3 separate regions of the Homo sapiens genome follow, and all the other regions are linked to region 3. The links are chromatin loops, found by intact Hi-C in ENCODE. Cell type or tissue: natural killer cell. All regions are shown on one strand.

Region 1 (8,000 bases), 98 kb before region 3:
TAGCTCGGAGGAGTTTGTTATTACCCACCTTCTGAAGCTTACTTCTGTCGGTTCGTCAAACTCATTCTCAGTCCAGTTTTGTTCCCTTGCTGGCAAGGAGTTGTGATCCTTTGGAGGAGAAGAGGCATTCTGGTTTTTGAAATTTTCAGCCTTTTTGCGCTGGTTTTTCCTGATCTTCGTGGGTTTGTCTACCTTTGGTCTTTGATGTTGGTGACCTTCAGATGGGGCATTTGTGTGGACATCCTTTTTGTTGATGTTGATGCTATTCCTTTCTGTTTGTTGGTTTTCCTTCTAATAGTCAGACCCCTTCCCTGCAGGTTTGCTGGAGTTTGCTGGAGGTCCACTCCAGACCCTGTTTGCCTGGGTATTACCAGCGGAGGCTGCAGAACAGCAAAGATTGCTGCCTGTTCCTTCCTCTGGAATCTTCGTCCCAGAGGGGCACCTGCCGGATGCCAGCCAGAGCTCTCCTGTATGAGGTGTCTGTTGACCCCTGCTAGGAGGTATCTCCCAGTCAGGAGGCATGGGGGTCAGGGATCCACTTGAGGAGGTACTCTGTCTCTTAGCAGAGCTGGAGCTCTGTGCTGAGAGATTGACTGCTCTCTTCAGAGCCAGCAGGCAGGAACGTTTAAGTCTGCTGAAGCTGCACCGACAGCCACCCCTTCCCGTAGGTGCTCTGTCCCAGGGAGATGGGAGTTTTATCTATAAGCTCCTGACTGGGGCTGCTGCCTTTCTTTCAGAGATGCCCTGCCCAGAGAGGAGGAATCTAGAGAGGCAGTCTGGCTACAGTGGTTTGCTGAGCTGCGGTGGGCTCCGCCCAGTTCAAACTTCCCAGGGGCTTTGTTTACACTATGGGAGAAAACCACCTATTCAACCCTCAGTAATGGCGAATGACCCTACCCCCTCCAAGCTGGAGCATCCCAGGTTAACTTCAGACTGCTGTACTGGCAGTGAGAATTTCAAGCCAATGGATCTTAGCTTGCTGGGCTCTGTGGAGGTGGGATCCACGGAACTAGACCACTTGGCTCCCTGGCTTCAGCCCCCTTTCCAGGGGAATGAACGGATCTGTCTCACTGGTGTTCCAGGTGCCACTGGAGTATGAAAAAAAAAAAACTCCTGCAGCTAGCTCGGTGTCTGCCCAAACTGCTGCCCAGCTTTGTGCTTGCAACCCAGGGCCCTGGTGGTGTAGGCACCTGAGGGAATCTCCTGGTCTACAGGTTGCAAAGACCATGGGAAAAGCATAGTATGTGGGCCAGACTACCATTCCTCATGACACAGTCCCTCACAGCTTCCCTTGGCTAGGGGAGGGAGTTCCCAAACCCCTTGCACTTCCTAGGTAAGGCAAAATTCCACCCTGCTTTGGCTTGCCCTCTGTGGGCTGCACTCACTGTCTAACCAGTCCCAATGAGATGAGCTGGGTACCTCAGTTGGAAATGCAGAAATCACTCACCTTCTGTGTTGATCTCGCTGGAAGCTGCAGACCAGAACTGTTCCTATTCGGCCATCTTGCCAGCCACCAGTGAGAGTAATACTTTTATATCGCACCAGTCTTCTGCTGTTCCTGGATATAAGATTGGGACTCTGTTTAGATTTCTGGGGCAGGAATAAAAGAGAAATAATTTCACACAATGAAGCTAAGTGAAAAAGATGCTCAGTGAAATAAAGAGGTGGCCTTTGCATACAACAGCTTCCTAGGTGTCAGGAGAAAGATGAGTAGTGGTATAGGGGTCAGAAACAGTAAGTGATAGATAGTTTTATTTTACAATTGTGATTCATAGTCTGTCTTCTCTAATAGCGTGTGCTTAGAAAGAAATTTTGTTTGTAAAATTGCTTAAATCTCAATGACAATATGGTTTCCTATTTACATGCTCCATTTGTCTGGTATTATTGGGGAATGAAGTTCTCCCCGCAAGAAAATCTGTTAGATATTCAATTAAAAACCAGAAAATTGCTTAGTTCTGAATTATTAGGAACTGAGAACTTACCAGCATTGATTTGGTCATTCATTCATTCAACAAATGTGTATTAAACACTCATTCCATGCATTCCATGGTACCTATGGGTGAGGAATATAGCAGTGAAAAGACAAGCAAGATTCCTGTCTGCATGGAGTTCATATTCCAGAAGGAGGGGCAGACAATAGAAAAGAAACAAGGGAAGAAGATAATTATCTTGCAAAAAGCCCTAAGTACTGAGAGGAAAATAAGAGTGACACAACGATAAACTGGACAGTAGAGTAGCCACTGGGTGGCTGCTTTAGTCTGGAACACCAAAGAAATCCTCTCTGTGATTGTAGCACTTGAGTGGAACCTGAAGGGCAACAAGGAGTTGGCCACGGTAAGATCTGAGTAGAACTTTCCTGGCAGATGTTCTCAGGCAGGAATAATCTTGGCAGCTTAAAAAAAACTAGTTTTGGGGTATACTTCTTAATGTATACTAAATATAAATTTTTACTTTTATTGATGATTCACACCTTCTGTTCTTTGTTAACCCATCTCCTGGGGTTATTATTTTGTGGATTAGCATCTCAGTGGATCATCCTCAAAGAACCCTCCATCCCTTCTTGCTGGTATAACATAGGAAGAACCAGAGAGGTCCCTGACAGACAAGATTGTTATATCAGTAGGCTCAATTTACACACGTGCTCCAAATCTGGGGATGGGACAGCAAAGAGGAAGCTATGGGCCCTTTGAGGGTTAACCTGTATGGACCCCATTCCTTTCTCCTTGCTTGGAATTTAAAGTTCAGTGCCCAGTTATGGATCCAGATGCTTAGAGTGAACGTCTTCCACCTCCTGCTTCCTCCATCTCCTCATTGCCAATTCCTTTAACTTTCCTTTGTTAGTCTTTAAGCACTGTGACCTGCCTCTAGATCTTTGTCCCAGTGGGTTAATAGGATGAGTAGACCCATGCAAGCTGTTTCTCTTTCATCTTTACCATGCACTTGGACTCAGTAGTGATAGCCTTGAGTAGACATAGACTCTCTCCCAGCTTTTTCTCCTCCACTGGTCTGTTAAAGGAGGCTATGAAGATTTTTTTAAAGGGTCCAGATGACTTGAGGAGTCCCATTTTTAACCCATAGAAGGTGAATGAATTTACTCCCAAATTCGCTGGCATTTTCCAGTGAGTTGTTAATGGATGAAAGTTATACAAAACTTTGTCTAAGGCCTTTGGTATGTGGGAAACACTTGGACATTGACTACAAATGAGATTTTCTCAATATTTTCAAAAAGTAAACATAAATTTTCTGTTTGGTTCAGATGATAACGTGTTATCTAGTTGTAACTCTGGTACCTCTGGATCAGCTTCTTTTACTTATTTATTTATTTATTTATTTATTTGTTTAATTTTATTTTTTTTAACGATGGAGTCTCGCTATGTAGCCCTGGCTGGAGTGCAGTGGCACGATCATAGCTCACTGCACCCTCAACCTCCTGGGCTCAAGCCATCCTCCCACCTCAGCCTCCTGAGTGTCTGGGATTACAGGCACACACCACCATACCTGGCGAATTTTTTTTTGTTGTTTTTTGTTTTTGTTTTTGTTTTTGTGGAGATGAGGTCTCTCTGTGTTGCACAGGCTGAACAGCTTATTCTGATGGTGCTAGTAGAATATTGGAGAGTTGGTAAAAGAGCAAATTGATCAAACAGATGTATATGTGTGAGTCAAGGATGAGACATGATCTTTTATTGTTAAAATAGTCACTGTTTCACAACTGAAAATCTAGTCACTATTTCACAACTGAAAATTCCCCTCTTTTCTACACCCACTAATCAAGCTCCTTTTCTATTTAATATTTAAAATAAAATAGTTTAGCTCTGTGGGGGCCTTGGGACTTCCCCCGTGCCACAGAGTGTGAAGTGTCTTTTCATACCTCTAGGCTGGGGAAACCCCACTCTGGGCAAAGGGCCAATTTTAGACCCAGCAGCTTATTAAGGAGATTCAGAATCTAAAAGAGCCACAAACAGACAATAACAGGAAGGAGACAAATATAGGAAGATAACACCTGAAGCTGGCTCTCTGGCCAAGTTTACAGTTATCTCTATATCCTAGAAAGAGGCTAATGGGATTAGTGGAGGAGGCATTGTGGAAATGGGAAAGGATGTTAGTTCTAATTTGTGGAAGAGAATTTCATGAATAAAAATCTTAAGAAGAAGATTAGCCTATTTTGAAAATGACCCAAAGAGATGCTAGATGAGCTGTGAGAGAAAATCATTCTCAAAACCTCATGGTCACAACTCTTGGAAACAAAACCCAACTCTAACTTTGGAAAAGGCTCTTGGAAAGCATCTGATCTATCCTCTAATTCCAGCTGCAGGAATGTCTCCCAGGGGTTCCCTGACCGATAGTCACCCAACTTCCCTCGAGCCCTTGTGGTGCTGAAGCACCCATTGTTGACCACACATGGCGAGGCAGCCATCCATCCTTTTGCTGGCCAGGAAGGCTGGTAAGAAAGTTCTTGATGTGAAGATGAATCTGGCTTCTTCTATTATGCAGCCAGAGTTCTTTCCTTTTACATACAACATGCCTTCCCTCCCTTTCTCATGACTTGTTCCAAATATTTGAAGACAACCAACCATCCTATAACATCTAGGCTTTCTCTTCTCAAGCTAAGCATATCAGATTCTCCCCTTCTCAAGTTTCTGGCTTTCATTGTTCTGGTCACCCTTGTCTGGGCTGACTTAGTTTGTGGAGGTTCTTCATGAAACCTAGGGCTGGGAATGAAACATAATCCTCTGGATGGAGTCACTGAAGCCCCTACACCAAAGTGTGGGGGGGACAATGACACTATCTGTTCATACGGATTAAGACTGTTTGCTTTTTTTGGTATCCATACTGCCCTGGTGGCTTCTATTGAATTTGTGGTCAAGTAAGAATTATTTGCTGTTGTTTATTTTTAAATTTGTTTTAATGTGAACCATTATAAGCCAGCTTCCTCCATCCTATATACACATATACATATATGAGTGTGTATATGTATCTATACATATATGTGTTTACATATGTGTATGTGTATATATATGCGTATATATACAATTTATAATGGTGGTGGTTGAATTCTACGTCAATTTTTCAAATTTTCTTTTAGTATTATAACATAGATTTGATAAACATACTTGCCATCTCTACCCCAAAGTCATAATACAGATGTTTCAATGAGAGCCTTGCTGCACACAGAAGGTGGCCTCTACCCACAAGTTTGCTATGACTGTTAAACCACCCAACTATTCTAAATCCTCCTGGCTGTTACTAGCACCTGGTGGCATTTTCCCATCTTGTCTGCAAGGATATCACCCAATGCTGAATGAAATGCTTTGCTAGAATGCTGATACACTGACTCTATGGTGTTTCCCTATTTAATCACTTATTAAAGATGACTTTGCTGTGACTTTGTGGATTCTGTTGGTCTCTTTCTGAACCCACTTCTTTCTAGTGATCATTATTTTATTTTTTAAGTGTTGTAAGAAGGCATCAGGATGTAAACTTGGGTGATTATTTGGATTTCCCTGTGATGCTTAGTTTTATCACTTCAGGCAAGTCAATTTGTCTGTTTTACCCACCATTTAAAAAAAAAATCTGGAAAACTATGAACTCAATTATATCTAGCATTCTATAATTTGGAGTCATATTTTAACACCCTATCATAGAATTTTTCTAGAAACAACATGAAATTTCTGGATTCCATTTTTTCCTCTCCCAATCTGTTCCTTCTCTCTGAAATATCCTTAGTCTTAGGATTATATCTTAGTCTTAGGGGCTTTGATCTATCCTTAGTCTTTCTCCCTGATTTTTAAAATGTCACTGACTATGGTTCTCTGATTACATCTGAAACATTTTTGTTTTCATTGTCTTTTGCAGGGAGGCACATGGGATGCAATTCTTCTCATTTAAATTAGCAATTATTAAAAAATCTGTCTTAAATTTTAGTGCCTTCTTAATGATAGCTGCCTTTCTTTTCCCATTTGAAAACTGTTCTTTTTGGTGAATAAGATGGATGTGAAAAAGCACTAACCTTTTTTACTGACCAACTTTATTCATTGGGTTTTCCTTCAAAAGATTGTTGGCTACTTAAATCTCCCCATCATTTCCTTTAAAATCTTCCCACCCATCCCCTAAATGAAATAAAAATTTAAATTATAAAGGTACATCACCACTGAGAATATTCTAAAGAATGTGCTTAAGGCTCTGAAAGGAAATTATGAAGGAGAAGTTCTCCAAGTGTTTTAAGCAATAGCAGCATCCTTAGGGGAAATGTATACTTTCCCCAAGTATTACCTAGACCCCTTTCTAGGTGGAAAAGTCTTGTTCTATTTGTGTAAAGACCAGCTGTGGTGTTTTGCGATCAACCTCCCAGAGCATCTTGACCTACAATACCTGAACTTTTTTTTTTTTTAATTTGTTCAGGAAAAAAGCAGTTGTTAAAACATTGTTAACTAGAAGCCAGTCAAGTTTTTTTTTTTTTTCCCTCTGTTTTATATTTATATTGGCTCTGACTTCAGCCACCCTGTGGATCTGAAGGTGGCACTGAACAGATGGGACCTAATCAGCTCTCTTGGTAACCTGGCCTGTCCACAATTTAAGTCTTTTCTATGAAAAGATAATTTATGATAAACCACTTAATAGAACCAAATACTATCTTTCCATTTATAATACCTCTATATCTGGATATATTTTTGTATATTCAAAACCTACTTATTCGATTCTAAGTATCTTTGACAAACTCAGTGTCCAAAGTTTTTGGTTTAAGACAAACAGTTTTAAAACGTGAATATAAGAAATCACTAGTTTCAGAAGTCCATGGAATACTAGCCGGGCATAGTGGCTCACGCCTGTAATCCCAGCACTTTGGGAGGCTGAGACAGTTAGATCACTTGAGGTCAGGAGTTCGAGACCAGCCTGGCCAACATGGCGAAACCCCGTCTCTACTAAAAATACAAAAACTAGCTGGGCGTGGTGGCACGCACCTGTAGTCCCAGCTACTCAGGAGGCTGAGGCAGGAGAATTGGTTGAACCCGGGAGGCAGAGGTTGCAGTGAGCTAAGATGGTGCCACTGCACTCCAGCCTGGCTAACAGAGAGAGACTTTGTCTTAAAAAAAAAAAGAAGCCCATGGAATATTATATCATGAAGATATAAATAAAGTCGTTGGCCTCACTCAATTGGGAGTCAGATCCTAAATCCTTTTGATGCTGTCTTGCAAAGGCCCTGTAGGTATGAAACCTTGGGACAAAAGTTTGCAGTATATTTTTCTTATGCCAAGGTAGATAGTATTTATTTAGAGCCCCTTTAGTGTACTGTCCTCATGTAAAAATGAGAGAGTGAACATTTAAAAAGTGGTCCCGAAATGAGATTCAGAGAAGTCATGGGAATCAGTTGCAAGCTCACTGCCCCGCTCAGAGTGGCGTTTGAACACTGGGAGTCCTGGGTAAGGACAACACATGATTTTATTTTGCAAAATTTTCTTCCATAACAAGCGTGCAGCCGTGCATGACAACTTTGTTTTTGGGGAAAAAAAAGATACATGCATATGTGTCAGTTGACATTTTAGACATTTAACCACACTTTAAATCTTCTCTATGAAAAGACAATTTATGATAAACCACTTAATAGGACCAAATGCTATTTTTCATTTATAATAGATCTCTATCTGGATATATTTTTGTGTATTCACAGCTTTTTCATCTTTCCATATAATTTGCGCACAAGACATGTTATATCTTCACTTATAAGAATAAAAGCCCCAAATTATAGCAAATTTGTCATATATAGATCTCTTTTTCTCTGCCAAATGATTTTGTTATTTCCATAGGCTTTCTCCTTCGAGCATCTAACACCCCTTTGCTTGTGTGTTCAGGAGCAGTGTATGCGGCCCCCTCTTAGAGTCAGTCAGTGAGACGCTTCAGGGTAGGCAGGTTGTGGGTGGCTGAAGGGAAATAGAGAACCTTCAGTGGTGAACCTGAAGAGCCTCAGAGCCTTTTGTAACCATGACTGAAGTGGAGTTTTCTGA
Region 2 (8,000 bases), 170 kb before region 3:
TTCCTGGTGCCTAGAACATGCTCTGTGAAGACTGGTTGTAAGAGAGAAACAAACCTGAAAAATTGTGATGGTCAGTCCCCATCTTTCCAGAGCTAGGCTACTAATGAGGGACCCTTGGTTGGGAGACACCAAGGTTTCTTAAGATTCCTCTTAGAGTTCCACCACCTTTGAGGGTTCCTGCTTACTGAATTTGGAAATGGGTGCCTCCCGACCCACACAGCACCAAAGAATGCTTTGACAGGTGACTTTTGTCTTTTTTCAAATTACAAATGATTAAAAGAAGCCCCACATAGGTTAGATAAGATGACTAGGTCATTTCGAGACCAAGGGTCTAAACAAAGGCCTAGGCATAAAAAAGAATTGAATAGGCTAGGCAAGGTGGTTCACGCCTGTAATCCCAGCACTATGGGAGGCTGAGGTGGGCAGATCATGTGGTCAAGAGATTGAGCTCATCCTGGGCAACATGGTGAAACCCAATCTCTACTAAAACTACAAAAATTAACTGGGTGTGGTGGTGTGCCCCTGTAGTCCCAGCTACTCAGGAGGCTGAGGCAGGAGAATTGCTTGAACCCGGGAGGTGGAGCTTGCAGTGAGCCGAGATTGTGCTACTGCACTCCAGCCTGGCGACAGAGCGAGACTCCATCAAAAAAAAAAAAAAAAAAAAAAAGAATTGAATAATTTTTCAAGACATACATTGGGATGTTGCATAAACAAGGCTGAAAAAAGTAACTTTTTTTTAAAGTAAAGAATAATGACTAGCTTGTTTTTCTCAGAAATGTATTAAGCATTGAATTATGTTATAAAGACATGACTTTCTATTTCCACATATTCTGTTTCAAGAAGCATTTTAACAGCAGCAGTTATGTCCTGGTTTATTGAGAATATCTGCCCCTGGAAATCTAAAAAATCAATATGTGTGCATTATTTTACCTACAGTCATAGCGTCATTGGACGTTAGGCAGGAAGGCAGCAGAGACACTTCCTGATGATCAACCCACTTGTTTTTACTAATACAAATCCTGAGGATCAGAGAGTGGAGAGGTTTGTCTGAAGTGATTCAGCTGCAGCCTGTGCTGGATCATCTTTATTGGCCTGGCTCCCTTTGCCAGCCAGCTCTGTAAACTACATGGATCAGGTTCTCTAGCCTTCTGGGTGGGAGGCAAAGGCAAGAGATTGGAGGATGAGTAGAGGGCAAGGCTGGGGTATTTACTCCATCAACAGCTTCCCTTCTGGGATGTGATTCAGTAGCGGTTGCATTTTTCGACCCAAAGCCGCAGCTCCATCCTGTGGTTCCTTTCACCCCAGGAGTGACCAGGCTTCCGTTGTTGCTAACTCCAGCCTGCTGAACCTGGCTCATGCCTTGCTACATAGTCCCTTTTTACTTACTAGTTTCCATTGAATATGTCATCTGTTTCTTATCTGGGCCCTAACCATACACATTCGAATCCAAGTCTTCTGACTACTGTCCAATGCTGTTTCTATTCCGTTCCCAAATTCAAAGGCTGCTTTAGAAATACAAAGGACTCTGAAAAGTTCTGAAGATCAAATGTACAGCAGGGTGACTATAGTTAATAACGCTGTATTATAGACTTGAAATTTGCTAAGTGAACCGATCTTAAGTGTTCTCCACAAACACACACAAGGATGACTATGTGAAGTGACGGATGTGTTAATTAGCTTGATTGTGGTGACTGTTTCACAACGTACATCAAAACGTCACATGCACAGCTTAAATTTATACAGTTTTTTGGTCAATTATACCTCAATAAAGCTGTAAAATATAAAGATCTATATTTGACAAAAAAGAAGGAAATATACATGACTCTAAGTGCTCTGATTATGTGGAAATATTTTAAAATACTTTGATGAAGTACTAGAAACAGAATCTAAAACTATGGGTAATGAGGCCACAGAGAGGGGAAAGACTGACTCTAGGGAGGTTCTGCAGGAAATCTTGCAAAGGTGAAATTTGACTGAGGCAAAATGTGGAACTGTCTAGAGGGGCAGGAGGGCACTGTGGTTCCTGTGTGGTCAGAGGAACTGAGGTTGCTGCTTTCAATCCTGCAAGAGCTGAAGTCAACCCACCCTGGGTGTGATTTTATGAGATATGTGTTTTTTATCCAGCACAGCCCCTAGGTATAAGCCAAATACTTTGTGCTCAACTAAAGAAGCAGTGCATTTTCCCAACACTGGATAGGAAAGCTGGTTGCATTTGTCTCAGAGAGGGGGCCCCTGCTGGTCTCCAGCATGGTGTCTAGTTGAGATATTGCCAAGAATCAACCTGACCAGGCAGAGTTTTCACCTTAAATCCTGACTTCACTGGAATATCATCTCTACATACTGGTGTTTCATCTTAATTCATTCCCACTTGCTTCCTTTTCCTCATGAAAATGGAATATCAGGCCGGGTGCGGTGTCTCACGCCTGTAATCCCAGCATTTTGGGAGGCCAAGGCAGGTGGATCACCTGAGGTCAGGAGTTTGAGACCAACCTGGCCAACACGGCAAAACCCCATCTCTACTAAAAATACAAAAATTTGCCGGGCACAGTGGTGGACACCTGTAATCCCAGCTACTCAGGAGGCTGAGGCAGGAGAAGCACTTGAACCCAGGAGATGGAGGTTGCAGTGAGCCAAGATCGTGTCACTGCACTGCAGCGCCTGGGTGACAGAGCTAGACTCTGTCTCAAAAAAAAAAAAAAAAAAAAAAAAGGAATAGCAGTAAAGTCATGAGGTAGAATGTAAAGCGAAGTTTCTTGAATAGAGCTGTGCCTCAGAACTGAAAATAACTTTGTTCTAGTCTCATCTCTGTCACTGACTTCATGGGACCTCATGCAAGTGTCTGGGACTCAGGTTCCTCTGAGTAAAATGAAAACTCAGATTAGAATGGCATTTGAGGTCATTTCTGCCTTTCAATTGCTATGATCCCCTAAATAATCAGACTAAATGACAACCTCTTCTCTCTTGAGCTCTCTGCCTATTTGGAGAAACAATTCATGTACTCAGGGTCCCTTCCTCCTGGGTCTTGGAATATGTTTCATAGAGAAAGTGATGAGGTTCTGGTACCCCTAACATTCCTGGACTCAGCAACTGGTGTCTAGACCCGAAGACCTCATGTTCCTGGAGCCCATCCTCTGGCCACTGTCTTCCTGAAGACATGTCATATAGGAAACACAAGGCAGGAGACAGATCTCACAACTTGATTGTTCTGTTGGTAGGACCAAAAGAATCATTTGGAGTTTGACTGCATTATCCAAATCACTTTTCCATTCTACTTGACTCCATCTGTCAACATATGCAAAAAAAAAAAAAAGTCAGTCCAACAATTTTCCTTTTTGATCTGTCCAAGGTCAAATAATCATTCTGGCTGACTTCTTTCCTTGTTGACCAGTTGTTTCAATCCTCCATGGACTCACTCTACAGAAAGCTCAATTTCAATGGTTTCTTTCTGCATAAGCCACTTAAATCAAGTGGCTTTGATTTCTTTTCTGCCTGGCAAACTCTGCCTCCTAACTTTAAAACACAGTTCAAACAGCACCTCCTATGGGAAGCACTTGTCGATGCGCCTTCCTTGGGTAGAATTCATGTTCTTGTCCTCTGTGCTTCCCAGGCACTCTGCACCCATCTCTTTCCTGGCATCTGTTGCCCTGTCATAGAGTTATTTGTATCTGCTAGAGGGGGAGCTTCTGTAGGTCAGAGACCTGGTGTTTGTGTATCTCTGCCTGGAATAGCAACCTCTTAGTGAGGACTTCTTAAGAAAGGAGGAAGGGAAGGGGCAGAGGGAGAGAAGGAAGAAGGGAGGAATTTTCTGTTTGCCAAATGCTTGCAACGTTCTCTCCTTATGCATATTCTGAGGGTGAATGACATACTTCATCGACAATGTAAGGGTGTCTTTGACAGTGAAGTAATAATAAACTACCAGCTGTGGCCTAGTACCACTGAATGGTTTGTTTCTCTTGCTCTGCCATACCTGACTCCCCTATGGCTTGAGTTTGGGGGGAAAAATGCAACAATGACCTTTACATCATCAGATACCCCTAAGGGATGGGTTTTGTTGTTGTTGTTGTTTTTAGTTGGTTGGTTAGTTGGTTTTTCTGAGAGAACCAGTCTCTACACTTCCCCAGAGAATAAAGGCATAAAAGAATTGCTGCAGTTGGAATTGCTTCTTCCCTAGGACAAAGGGAGTTGTCTAAAGTCTCAGCCTTGCCTTGGCAAGAACAATCTGGTCAAAGAATTAGATGCCATGAGATTAACCAGGAAGTGATGCAGCCAGGAAAATCTGGGTGTTATCTCTACCGAAAGTCTGTCCCCAAATAGCCTGGTAGTCAACAAGTTTCCTGTCCTGTGTGTTAAAAAGCTATTTCCTCATTTGATCTTTCAGGATCTCAAAAGCCCCTAAAAGTTCTGGTTTTCTTTTTTGTCATAGCTAAGGTCACCCCAGACTATCCCTTGAACAGTCAAAACTTGGAAAAGGTCGACTCCATATTTGTTTTTACTTTATGATACTAAGCAATCTATTTGGCTAAGTGTTTTTTCGTTTTGTTTTGTTTTGTTTTTTGAGACAGAGTCTTGCTCTGTTGCTGAGGCTGGAGTGCAGTGGCGCAATCTCAGCTCACTGCCACCTCCGCTCCCCCAGGTTCAAGTGATTCTCCTGCCTCAGCCTCCCAAGTAGATGGGATTACAGGCATGCACCACCACACCTGGCTAATTTTTGTATTTTTAGTAGAGACAGGGTTTCACCATGTTGGCCAGGCTGGTCCCGAACTCCTGACCTCAAGTGATCCACCTGCTTCAGCCTCCCAAAGTGCTGGGATTACAGGCATGAGCCAACATGCCCGACCATTTGGCTAAACTTTTCACCAGTGTGACTACACTGGTGGCATTGATAATCTTGGGGTCACTGCCCACAACATGAGATGCATTTATTTATTATAAAGTGTTCTGATAAAATATTGGAGTTACTAGTCCTAGAAATCTGTCATTGCATCTAGATTTCTACACAGCATAGCAATAAGGCCATGAGAGATGTTAGTGTGCTTTTAATCACTGTTGGGTAAACTTGAGCTTCGTCATTTTAACCTAGGGAAGATAAACATCTAGTTCCTATAAGATATTATTAGTTCATTCAAAAATATCTATGAAGCACCTACTATGTGCTAGCCACCATTCTCGGTGCATGGGGGTACATCAGTGAAGAAAACAAACATCTTTGCCTTCATGGAGCGTACATTCTATGTCAGCGGTCCCCGACATTTTTGGCACGAGGGACCGGTTTTGTGGAAGACAATTTTTCCACAGATGGGGGCTGGGGATGGTGGTTTTGGGATGAAACTGTTCCACCTTCAGATCATCAGGCATCAGATTCTCCTAAGGAGCGTGCAACCTAGATCTCTCACATGCACAGTTCACAATAGGGTTCATGCTCCTGTGAGAATCTAACGCTGCTGCTGATTTGACAGGAGGCAGAGCTCAGGCAGTAACGCTTGCTTGTCTGCCACTCACCTCCTGCTGTGTAGCCTTGTTCCTAACAGGCCACTGACCAGTACCAGTCTGTGGACTTCTGTTCTATGTGGAGAGAAGACAGGCAATAATCAACACACATAATAAATCAGTAGATGATTTAATATGTTAGAAGATGACAAGTGCTGTGAAAAAAAGGAAAAGTAAAGCATGGTAAGGTGGAATTAGGGATTGAATTGGCATGAGGGAGGAAGATGCCAGTGTGTACTCAGGATGGGCCACACTGAGACAGTGACATTTAGAAAAGGACTTGAAGGAGGTTAGGGAGTTAGCCAAGCAGATATCTGGAGAGGAATGTTCCCAGAAAGAGGGAAGGGTGAGTGCAAAGACCCTAAGGTGGGAATGTGCCAGTCTTGTTTGAGGACAAACAAGGAGGCCAGGGAGGCTGGAGAGAGTGAACCAGTGGGTGAGAAGTAGAACACAGGAGGAAGAAGAACATGGGGGTTCTGGAAGCCTTTACCCTGAGTGATATGGGGAGCAATTGCAGAGTTTTGCGTGAAGATGTGACACTATATTCCATATGTTAAAAAGCATTACTTTGACTTCAGTGTTGAGAAGAGACAATGTTATATACAAACCTAGGCTGCATGAGTAAATTTGATCAGGCGTAACCTGATAATAGGATACTTATCCAAGAAGAATCACAAGATACCACGTTCAAAAAAAGCATTTGGATTCTACTTCCAGAATGTCACTGTGGGTGTGCTGCCACGCAGCTTGATTGAAATAGCTGTTGTATCCATATTTGTAACAGACACCATCCTCCTTCCAGACTCTCTTAGAGTTGTCATTTTCCTTTATCCACTACATTCAAATAAAAAAGTTACCTTCTACATGCAAAGCTCTATGCTAGTCATAGAGCACGAGAGTTGAGACTGCAAGGATGGGCAAGATGTGGTCTCTGTCCTCTCCTACAGTTTCCAAAGAGAAAATTTAGATTCTTGATCTCAAAATGATATATTTCTCTGATATATGCCAGGTACTTGGTATTTGCTTTTTTTTCTTGAAATAATCAATGATTTCATTGGGGGAGAAACCTTTATAAGAAGTCAAATGAAGCTCCTACGTTGTAGGTAGCATAATCCTTGCTTGGCGTAGAGTTTGGTTTGTCCTACTCACCATGTGACACACAGATGAACTTTAAATTATCATTTCTGGAAAGTGCTATATTCTCAATAGATCATCCTCCAAGAAGAATGGATGTGTGGCTATAGGGGAGGAGTTACAAAATGGTGGTGTCAGGGACTACAAAATTTAAGGCTCTTAATCCATTGTCTCTAGACCCAAAGAGCAAAGTCAAATCAGAAAGTGCTATGTAGTGGTCAGAGCATTCAATTGGCATAGCTGGGGACTTGGAGAGGTAACAATTTTTTGTGGGGTTTGTATAATCACCTTAACAAGATTGCTGGGCTACCATAACAAAATACCACAAACTAGGTGGTTTAAATAACAGAAGTCTGGTTTCTCACAGTTTTGGATGCTGGAAGTCCATGATCCAGGTGTCAGCTCCTGGGCCTTTCTCCTTTGCTTGCAGATGGCCACCTTCTTGCTGTGTCCTCACATGATCTTTCCTCTGTGTGCTTGCATCCCTTGTGTCTCTCTGTGTGTTCAAATTTTGTCTTTTATAAGGACACCAGAATTGTATCAGTATTGGATCAATACTGAATTAGGGCCCACCCTAATGGCCCATTTTAACTTAACCACATCTGTCTCCAAACATAATCACATTCTGAGGTACTAACGATGAGGACTTCAACATATGAACTTTGAGGGGACACAACTCAGCCCATGGCAGAGGGGATAGTCTCATTATTCAAGCATAAGACTTGTATCTTGGGAGTGTTTAAGCATTTTCACAAGGAAAACTTATGTGCTTTAGATCTGACTTTCTGTGCAAAAATGTGAGATTTGCTACAGGTGGGACCCAGGTCTGAGTTTTCTAGGAGAAGGCAAGGCATTGTGTATCCTGTGTACCCTTTTATTTAAGCCCCTTAAGAACAGACTGTCATTATGAAACTCATTTACATGGGGATTGAGCCAACCTTGGCCTTAGTGTGGTTCTCCAATTAACTGACTCAACAGACAAAGCCAAGGGTGAAAACTGATTGAAGGACAAATGATATTCTGGTCAATTTTCAGTATCATTCTGAAAAGGCTTCACTTGGTAAGCATTTAATTATTATTTTCTAATTATCACTCAAATATGATCACAGAAACCAAGCAAGTAAAGAAGACATTTCATGGTTAGATACCCTTGTGTTTGCTGACATGCAATTTTGATTTAGATTTGAACAGGGTCTGACAGATAAGGGCTGCAGCAGGGGGATGGGTTTGTTTCCAGACTGCCATACTCTTGCTCTTTTTCCATTAAGTTGGCCGGACATATTCTCATGAGTACTAGACAGACACTCTGTTAATCTCTGACCTTAACTTACTCTGCAAATGGCAAACACCTCTTAAATTGTAGAATCTTCTGCTTGGAA
Region 3 (8,000 bases):
GCTCAATTCTCTTGAAAATAATAAGGCTGACCTTTCAGGAGGGCGGTTTTGTGAAGATTGCCATATAGATAGCACTCGGGATTCACATGCAGAAAGAGACTTTTTTGGCAAATGCATTCAGTTGCCTTTTGCTCTGACTTCTGAGCTGCAAGAGTTATGGGAACCACTCCCGGATTTGGGACTGCTTTCAAAGAAGCAAGGGCTTCTTATACAGCCCCACTTCTGGGTAACAATTTCGTATTCCTGTGAGGGGCCCAGGGAACAGAGATGGACATGTCTGAAATGCGGGGGTGGAGAGAGGAAGTTCAGGAAAGAGGCTAGGGCAACCAGGCTGCTTGTCAAACAAGTGGAGGAGGCGTAGGGGGAAAAAGTCATTTGGTGTTTCTCTTTCTTTCTCCTGAGCACCTTTTCCAGGAGCTACTCTTATTACTGTTGAAGAGGGACGGTCACTCTAATGAGATACTTTCTCTCTGTGCATAAAGGCCCCACAAGTGGCCCGACCCTCTTTGGGCCTGGGCTTTGAGGATTTCCCGCACTGATCATGGCGTCCCGTTGCTTTCTCCCCCCTGCCCTGGCTTTAGTTAGAGTTATCCTGTGGTCATAGAATAGGGCAGAGTTAACTGGTCACCATGGGATTGTACCCTCCTTGCAAGTCTTACTGTGCTCAGTGTCTTGATTGACTCTATCTCATTGGGCTGAGTGGAGACAGAAAACTGGACCTGCATTGGCAACCTCTCTGCCCTGGCCTGCAGCTGTTCTGTGCTGGGCCTGGGGAGACCAGGGACACCTATCTGCTGGCTGACACAGGAAAGGGAGTAAACACTGGGAAGGGAGATCCTGAACCCTTCTCTTGTGATCCCACACATAGGCTAAGCAGGTAGCCACCCATACAAAAGTGCAGAAAGGTAGGGCAACTACATAATTTATCATTTCCATAGGGTTGCTTCTGAGAGTGAAAAGGGGCACTAAATAGTTATGTTTGGGCAACAGGCAAGAACTGGGCACCTTGATCTCAACTCAATCAGCAGACATTTCCTAAGCAGCTCTGTAACAGGCCTGTCCCTTCCATAATTGGATACAGACATGTCAACAAGTAATGACAAGATTGAGTTAGGTGGAACTCTAATAATGGAAGCAGGTGCAAAGGCAACAAAAAGAGGGTGAGGTTAGTCTCTGGGAGCAGGAGTGGGGGAGTAGTTGGGAAGCCTTCAAAGCAAGGGGCTTTGTAAGATAAATGTTTCATAGGCATATAGATGACGGAAGGGATTCTAGAAGAGAACAGCAAATGTAAAGTCACAGATACCTGAAAATACACAGCACATGGGAAGGGTTGGAAGAAAAGTGGCATTGATGGTGAGCAAAGTGTGAAATAGGAGTGTCAGGACTCAGGCTGGCTGAATCCAGGTTGTGATGCCACATCAACAGGCTTGGACATACTTGTTAGAGCAGGAGTGGCAAACTGTGGCCCTTGGGCCAATTCAGCCTGCTGCCTGTTTTTGTGAATCAAGTTTTATTGGAACACAGCTGAGCTCATTGATTATATACCATCTACGGCTGCTTTCACACAATAACAACAGAGTTGAGTAGTTGCAATAGAAACTAACTGTAGGGCCCACAAAGCCTGAAATATCTACTATTTGTTTCTTTATAGACAAAGGTTGGCAAGCCCTGGCTAAAAGCCATGGTGGAAACATTGAAGGACTTTAAGTAATGATGTAACTATATCTCTGATTTAGAAAGATCTCACCATGTCCGGTGGGCAATAGACTGGGGAAGGAAGGAAGGTGGGAGGCTACAGTGACAGGCTTTGATTCATGCAACCAACCTTTTCCGAGGGCCCACTTTATGCCAGACACTGTGCCAGACTGGAATGCAGAGATGAGGTCACAGTCCACTCCTTATGACCACTGCAAACAAGAAAAGGTAAGAGCCTGGACCAAGGTGGTAGAAATGAAGATGCATGGGAGGGGATAGACCAGAGAGAGGTTTAGAGAGGTAAAGTGAGAGATTCTGGGGCTCCAGTTTTGGGACCAGATGGTTGGAAGTATCCTTCCCTGAGGTGGGGACACTCAAGGAGAAGCAGGTTTGCTTCCACTTCACTCCCCCTTAGCCTCTTTGAACTCACTGCACTTGCCCTGTGAGATGAAGTTCTTAAGAGATTTCTAGAGATAGAGAGGTTTTAACTGGGTTTAGATTTATCTGAGACAGACACCTGAACAAAAACTAAGTTAACCAAGTGTTGCCATCTGAATTCATTGTCACTTAGGAAAGAGCAAAGCCCCCACTGAATTTGAAAGAAAAGGTCCTGCATGGGCCCATGGAATAGCTGCTCCCCTGAGCTGACAGGTGGAAGGGACTGACTTCCTCATGCTTGTAACCCCCATAGGTCCTCCACAGATGTACACTGGATGAAAGTATGAGACCAAATGACTTAGGGTCTTGGCAAATAAAGATGGCACACTCAAGGGCTTCAGAGACTGAACACTCCATCTCTCACTCCTACCCTCTCATCTGCTGGTGTCATCCATTGGCTGCACTCCATCAGACCCCCCAGTGGGGGACCCAGATAATGCAGCAAGTGGGGCCATCTTCCTCCCCCACAGAGCCTGGAACAGAAGAGCCTTTTTGTGGTTCCTTTTAGTTTTGCCAAGCTTGGTGTGATCACACTTTCACTATTGAATTGTTAGTAGCATTACTGAAGTACTTGGACAACACATCATTATTTAGATAAATAAATATTTATTGGTTGCATATTCTTGCAAGCAGTTCTGGAGCACCTAAGAAGAGCCAGGTACTTTACCATGAGTCACATACAGAGATGGCTAGAGGGTTTTGCAAAGATATTGCCATCTGTGGGCATCCTTGTACACAAAGCTTTTGAGTATTCCAGCAGCATAGATTACTGGAAGTGGAATCCTGGACCAGGGCGAATTCATAGTTTACATTTGGTAGACACTCACAAATCACCTTTCTAAAAGGGCTGATGTACACTCTACAAGTATTTGAGCATGTCTTTTTTTGCCACGCCTTCTCTTGGTCCCTGGTGAGGTTAAGCATCTTTTCATATGTTTTTCAGTTCTTTGTAATTTTTCTTTTGTGAAACACAGTGGTTTAGAGCTTGATGTCTGAAATCAGACTGTTAGGTGGATTCAAACTCTGTCTTTGCCCCTCATGAGCTATGTGATCTTGAGCAAGTTATTTAACCCTTCAGTACTCCCATTTCTCATGTGTAACATGAGGATAGTGTCATTAGCTACTCTTTGGGGTTTTGCAGTCTAAGTACTTACATAGTGCCTGACACAGGGTAAACTTGATGTAAGGGTTGGCTATTGTAAGATTTGACCATGTCTTTTTGCCTATTTTTCTTTCCTGGTGATGTTAAAGTGTGACCAGAGTTAAAGACTACCAGGCAGAAAGCAGCCTGTTTCTGTGGCTCTTGTTTTATATGTATATGCACAGAGTAACAAGACTGAATCAATCTATTTCTGAAATGGTCTTCTGGTTCCTGTGTCATGATGTGCACTCAGATGATAACATTTCACTTTCCTACCTGGACCACAGATAAGTGTGTGTGCTGATGAGTGGAGGGTCATTTGACTGCTTCGGCTCTCCTGGCATCTCTGGAATTCTCAACTGTTGGAATTTGACCAGAGGTTCCCCCAGAGTAAGTTTGCTCCAGGGAGTGACAGCTGCCCCCTGTGCATTGTTCAGGGCAAGCCTAGAGGTCCTTGAGCCTTTGCTCTGGCGGCCAGCAGATGGAACTGCTGGAGCTCCGGGCTGTAGGAGGCCAGGTGCTCTGCGCTCTCACTTGCAGCGGGCTGAGGGCTGTGGTTGTGGCTGCCTGAGCTATTGCTGCCATTGGGGAGATCACACGCCCACAAGGGGAATGCCTCAAGTGAATGAAAAAAAAAAAATTAAAGGAAGAAGAGAAAAGCTCCTTCCTTTATAGGCCAACCTCACAGTTACGCAACTCTGACTGTACATTTTCAGACTTTCCGTGCAAGTGAAGGTCACCTTAAGATAGATTGAAAAGCATGTATCATAGTCATAGGAAAGTTCAAGAGTGTGAGGGTGTCTGAGGCATTACTTGGTGGTGAATGTGTGTGTAGATTTCCTATAGTGAGACTGGCTTACATGGGCAATGGAAGGAAGTTGCTGCTGGGCCACCAGCAGGGCCAGCATGGGAACCACCAGTGCTGTCCTTAATTGATGCCAAGAATTGTCCAACGTGTTAGCATTAATTCTCATACTAATACAGCAAGGAAGATATTATTAGCCCAATTTTATTGATGAGGAAATTAAAATCAGAAAGTTTAACTATAAGACCCATCAGCTAGAAAGCAGTGAGGCACATTTTTGAAAGTAGGTTTTTCTGATGTCAAAGTTCACATTCTGTCCACTGCCCAATGCACAGAGTTGCAGAATTTAGAATTCAAAGGGACTTTAGAATTCACAGCTTCTCTGTGCCCAAGATCACAAAGTTTGCGGCAACCTTGGAAATAGAATCTTCATCTCTTATTTTTTGTTTGTTTTTGGTTTTGCTTTTTAGGGTTTTTTGAGACAGTATCGCTGTGTTGCCCAGGCTGGAGTGCACTGGTGCGATCTCGGCTTATTGCAACCTCCACCTTCTGGGTTCGAGTGATTCTACCTCAGTCTCCCGAGTAGCTTGGATTACAGGTTTGCACCACCCATGCCTGGCTAAGTTTTGTATTTTTAGTAGAGACAAAGTTTCACCACATTTTCCAGGCTGGTCTGCAACTCCTGTCCTCAAGTGATCTGCCCACCTTGGCCTCCCAAAGTGCTGGGATTACAGGCGTGAGCTACTGCAACCGGCCAAGTATCTTCTACCTCTGATTCACATGCAGGCATACCCTGTTTTATTGCACTTTGCCTTACTGTGCTTTATAGATATTGTGTTTTTTAACAAATTGGAGATTTGTGGCAACCCTGCAACAAGCAAGCCTACTGGCATCATTTTTTTCCAACTACATGAGCTCACTTCATGTCTCTGTGTCACATTTTGGTAATTCTCACAACACTTCAAACTTTTCATTATTATTATTATATGTTATGGTGATCTGTGATCAGTGATCTTTTATATCACTATGTTACTATTATAAGTGCTTTGGATCACTGCAAATCATGCCCATATAAAATGGTGAACTTAATCGATAAATATGGTGCGTGTTCTGACTGCTCCACTGACTGGCAGTTTTCCTACCTATCTTTCTCTCTTTGGGCCTCCCTATTTCCTGAAACACAAAAATATTGAAATTTGGCTAATTACTAGCCATATAATAGCCTCTGAGTGTTGAAGTGAAAGGAAATGTGTGTCTCTCACTTGAAATCAAAAGCTAGAAATGATTAAGCTTAGTGAGGAAGGCATGTTGAAAACCAAGATAAACAAAAAGCTAGGCCTCTTGTGCCAGTTAGCCAGGTCACCAATGCAAATGAAAAGTTCTTGGAGGAAATTAAAAGTTCTTCTCTAGTGAACATTTCAGTGATAAGAAAGCAAGACATCCTTATCGCTGATATGGACAAAGTTTTAATGCTCTGGATAGAAGATCAGACCAGCCCCAACATTTCCTTAAACCAAAGCCTAATCCAGAGCAATGTCCTAACTCTCTTTAATTCTGCAAAGGCTGAGAGAGGTAAGAAAGCTGCAGAAGAAGAGTTGGAAGCCAGCAGAGGTTGGTTCATGAGGTTTTAAGGAAAGAAGCCACCTCCATAACATAAATGTGCAAGGTGAAGCAACAAGTGCTGATATAGAAGCTGCAGGAAGTTATCCAGAAGAGCTAGCTGAGATCATTAATAAAAGTGGCTTCACTTACCAACATCTTTTCAATGTACACAAAATAGCCTTAGATTGGAAGAGGATGACAAGTAGGACTGTTATGGCTACAAAGGATAAGTCAATGCCTAGCTTCAAAGCTTCAAAGGACAAGTTGACTCTCCTGTTAGGGGCTAATGTAGCTGGTGACTTTAAGTTGAAGCAAAGCTTATTTACCATTCCGAAAATTTTAGGACTGTTAAGAATTATACTAAATCTACTCTGCCTGTGCTCTATAAATGGAACAACAAAACCTGGATGACGACACATCTGTTTACAGCATGGTTTACTGACTATTTGAAGCCCACTATTGAGTCCTACTGCTCAGAAATAAAGATTCCTTTCAAAATATTACTGCTCATTGACAATGCACCTGGTCACCCAACAGCTATGATGGAAAAGTCCAAGGAGATGAATGTTGTTTTCATCTGTGATAATACAGCATCCATTCTGCAGCCCATGGATCAAGGAAAAATTTTGACTCTCAAGCCTTATTAGTTAAGAAATCTATTTCATAAGGCTATAGCTGCCATATATAGTGATTCCTCTGATGGATCAAGACAAAGTAAATTGAAAACCTTATGGAAAAGATTTTAGGAACTCTTACGAAGTGCTCTGGCTAGGTTCTGGGGATAGCATAGTGAAAAATGGAGTCAAAGACACTGCCCTCATGAAGCTAATAGTCTAGTAGGGAACATCATCATTAGATAAGTAATTACATGGCCAATTAATTCATCATAATTATGTTAAATGCAATGAAGGAACAAAGTAGGGTCTAGAAGCACAAACAGTGGAAAGGCCTGGACTCCCTAGAGGAAGCTGCATTTCATCTGAGACCTGAGAGACAGCATGAGTTAGCTGGTGACTGGAGCAAGAGGAGGGGACTCAGACAAAGGAACCCCATGTTCCAAGGTCGTGGGCCTGCCAGTTGCAGCATGGCAAAGGATTTGGAGGAGGGCCTGAGAGGGTGTGAGGAGCTTGGCTGGACAGCTTCAGCCACATAGACCTCCACCATAGAATTATTTACAAGAGTGAAAAACTGAGGGAGGAGCCAAGATGGTCGAACAGGAACAGCTCTGGTCTACGGCTCCCAGCGTGAGTGACGCAGAAGATGGGTGATTTCTGCATTTCCATCTGAGATACTTTATTTTTGCATAGCACACAACATATGGAAAGTCAAAGGAACATATAAAAATTCATACTTGGAGATTTAGCCAAGATGGCCAAATAGGAACAGCTCCGGTCTACAGCTCCCAGCATGAGCGACGCAGAAGACGGGTGATTTCTGTGTTTCCATCTGAGGTACCAGGTTCATCTCACTGGGGAGTGCCAGACAGTGGGCGCAGGACAGTGGGTGCAGCGCACCATGTGTGAGCCGAAGCAGGACGAGGCATTGCCTCACTCACGAGGCGCAAGGGGTCAGGGAGTTCCCTTTCCTAGTCAAAGAAAGGGATGACAGACGGCACCTGGAAAATCGGGTCACTTCCGCCCTAATACTGCACTTTTCTGATGGGCTTAAAAAATGGTGCACCAGGAGATTATATCCCGCACCTGGCTCAGAGGGTCCTACGCCCACGGAATCTCGCGGATTGCTAGCACAGCAGTCTGAGATCAAACTGCAAGGCGGCAGCGAGGCTGGGGGAGGGGCGCCCACCATTGCCCAGGCTTGCTTAGGTAAACAAAGCAGCTGGGAAGCTCGAACTGGGTGGAGCCCACCACAGCTCAAGGAGGCCTGCCTGCCTCTGTAGGCTCCACCTCTGGGGGCAGGGCACAGACAAACAAAAAGACAGCAGTAACCTCTGCAGACTTAAATGTCCCTGTCTGACAGCTTTGAAGAGAGCAGTGGTTCTCCCAGCACGCAGCTGGAGATCTGAGAACGGGCAGACTGCCTCCTCAAGTGGGTCCCTGACCCCTGACCCCCGAGCAGCCTAACTGGGAGGCACCCCCCAGTAGGGGCAGACTGACACCTCACACAACCGGGTACTCCTCTGAGACAAAACTTCCAGAGGAACGATCAGACAGCAGCATTCATGGTTCATGAAAATCCGCTGTTCTGCAGCCACCGCTGCTGTTACCCAGGCAAACAGCGTCTGGAGTGGACCTCTAGCAAACTCCAACAGACCTGCAGCTGAGGGTCCTGTCTGTTAGAAGGAAAACTAACAAACAGAAA

What was found. Hi-C counts contacts between places; a loop is a spot of excess contacts. Peaks named below come from ENCODE experiments on the same cell type or tissue, not always from the same donor. Only the 100,000 strongest peaks of a DNase experiment are listed, where the experiment ranks them.
Region 1: a loop joins it to region 3, with 8 times the contacts of the local background. A loop is called at or near these places in 7 of 110 quality-filtered maps.
Region 2: a loop joins it to region 3, with 7 times the contacts of the local background. A loop is called at or near these places in 2 of 110 quality-filtered maps.

What each region holds. Positions count from the first base shown.
Region 1 is chr10:62,775,519-62,783,518 of GRCh38, reverse strand. No RefSeq gene overlaps it. Among named protein-coding and RNA genes, the nearest start is that of ADO, 25 kb to the left of the region's middle. In natural killer cell, no CTCF peak of the experiment used is centred here; a DNase peak (open chromatin) is centred at 3,878.
Region 2 is chr10:62,847,185-62,855,184 of GRCh38, reverse strand. No RefSeq gene overlaps it. Among named protein-coding and RNA genes, the nearest start is that of EGR2, 35 kb to the right of the region's middle. In natural killer cell, a CTCF peak has its summit at 3,401; DNase peaks (open chromatin) are centred at 1,294, 1,634, 2,014 and 3,544; H3K27ac peaks cover 1,539 bases.
Region 3 is chr10:62,677,402-62,685,401 of GRCh38, reverse strand. No RefSeq gene overlaps it. Among named protein-coding and RNA genes, the nearest start is that of ADO, 120 kb to the left of the region's middle. RefSeq lists enhancers at 3,838-4,017, 7,080-7,579, 7,580-8,000. In natural killer cell, a CTCF peak has its summit at 3,747 (motif pointing right); a DNase peak (open chromatin) is centred at 3,881; H3K27ac peaks cover 1,115 bases.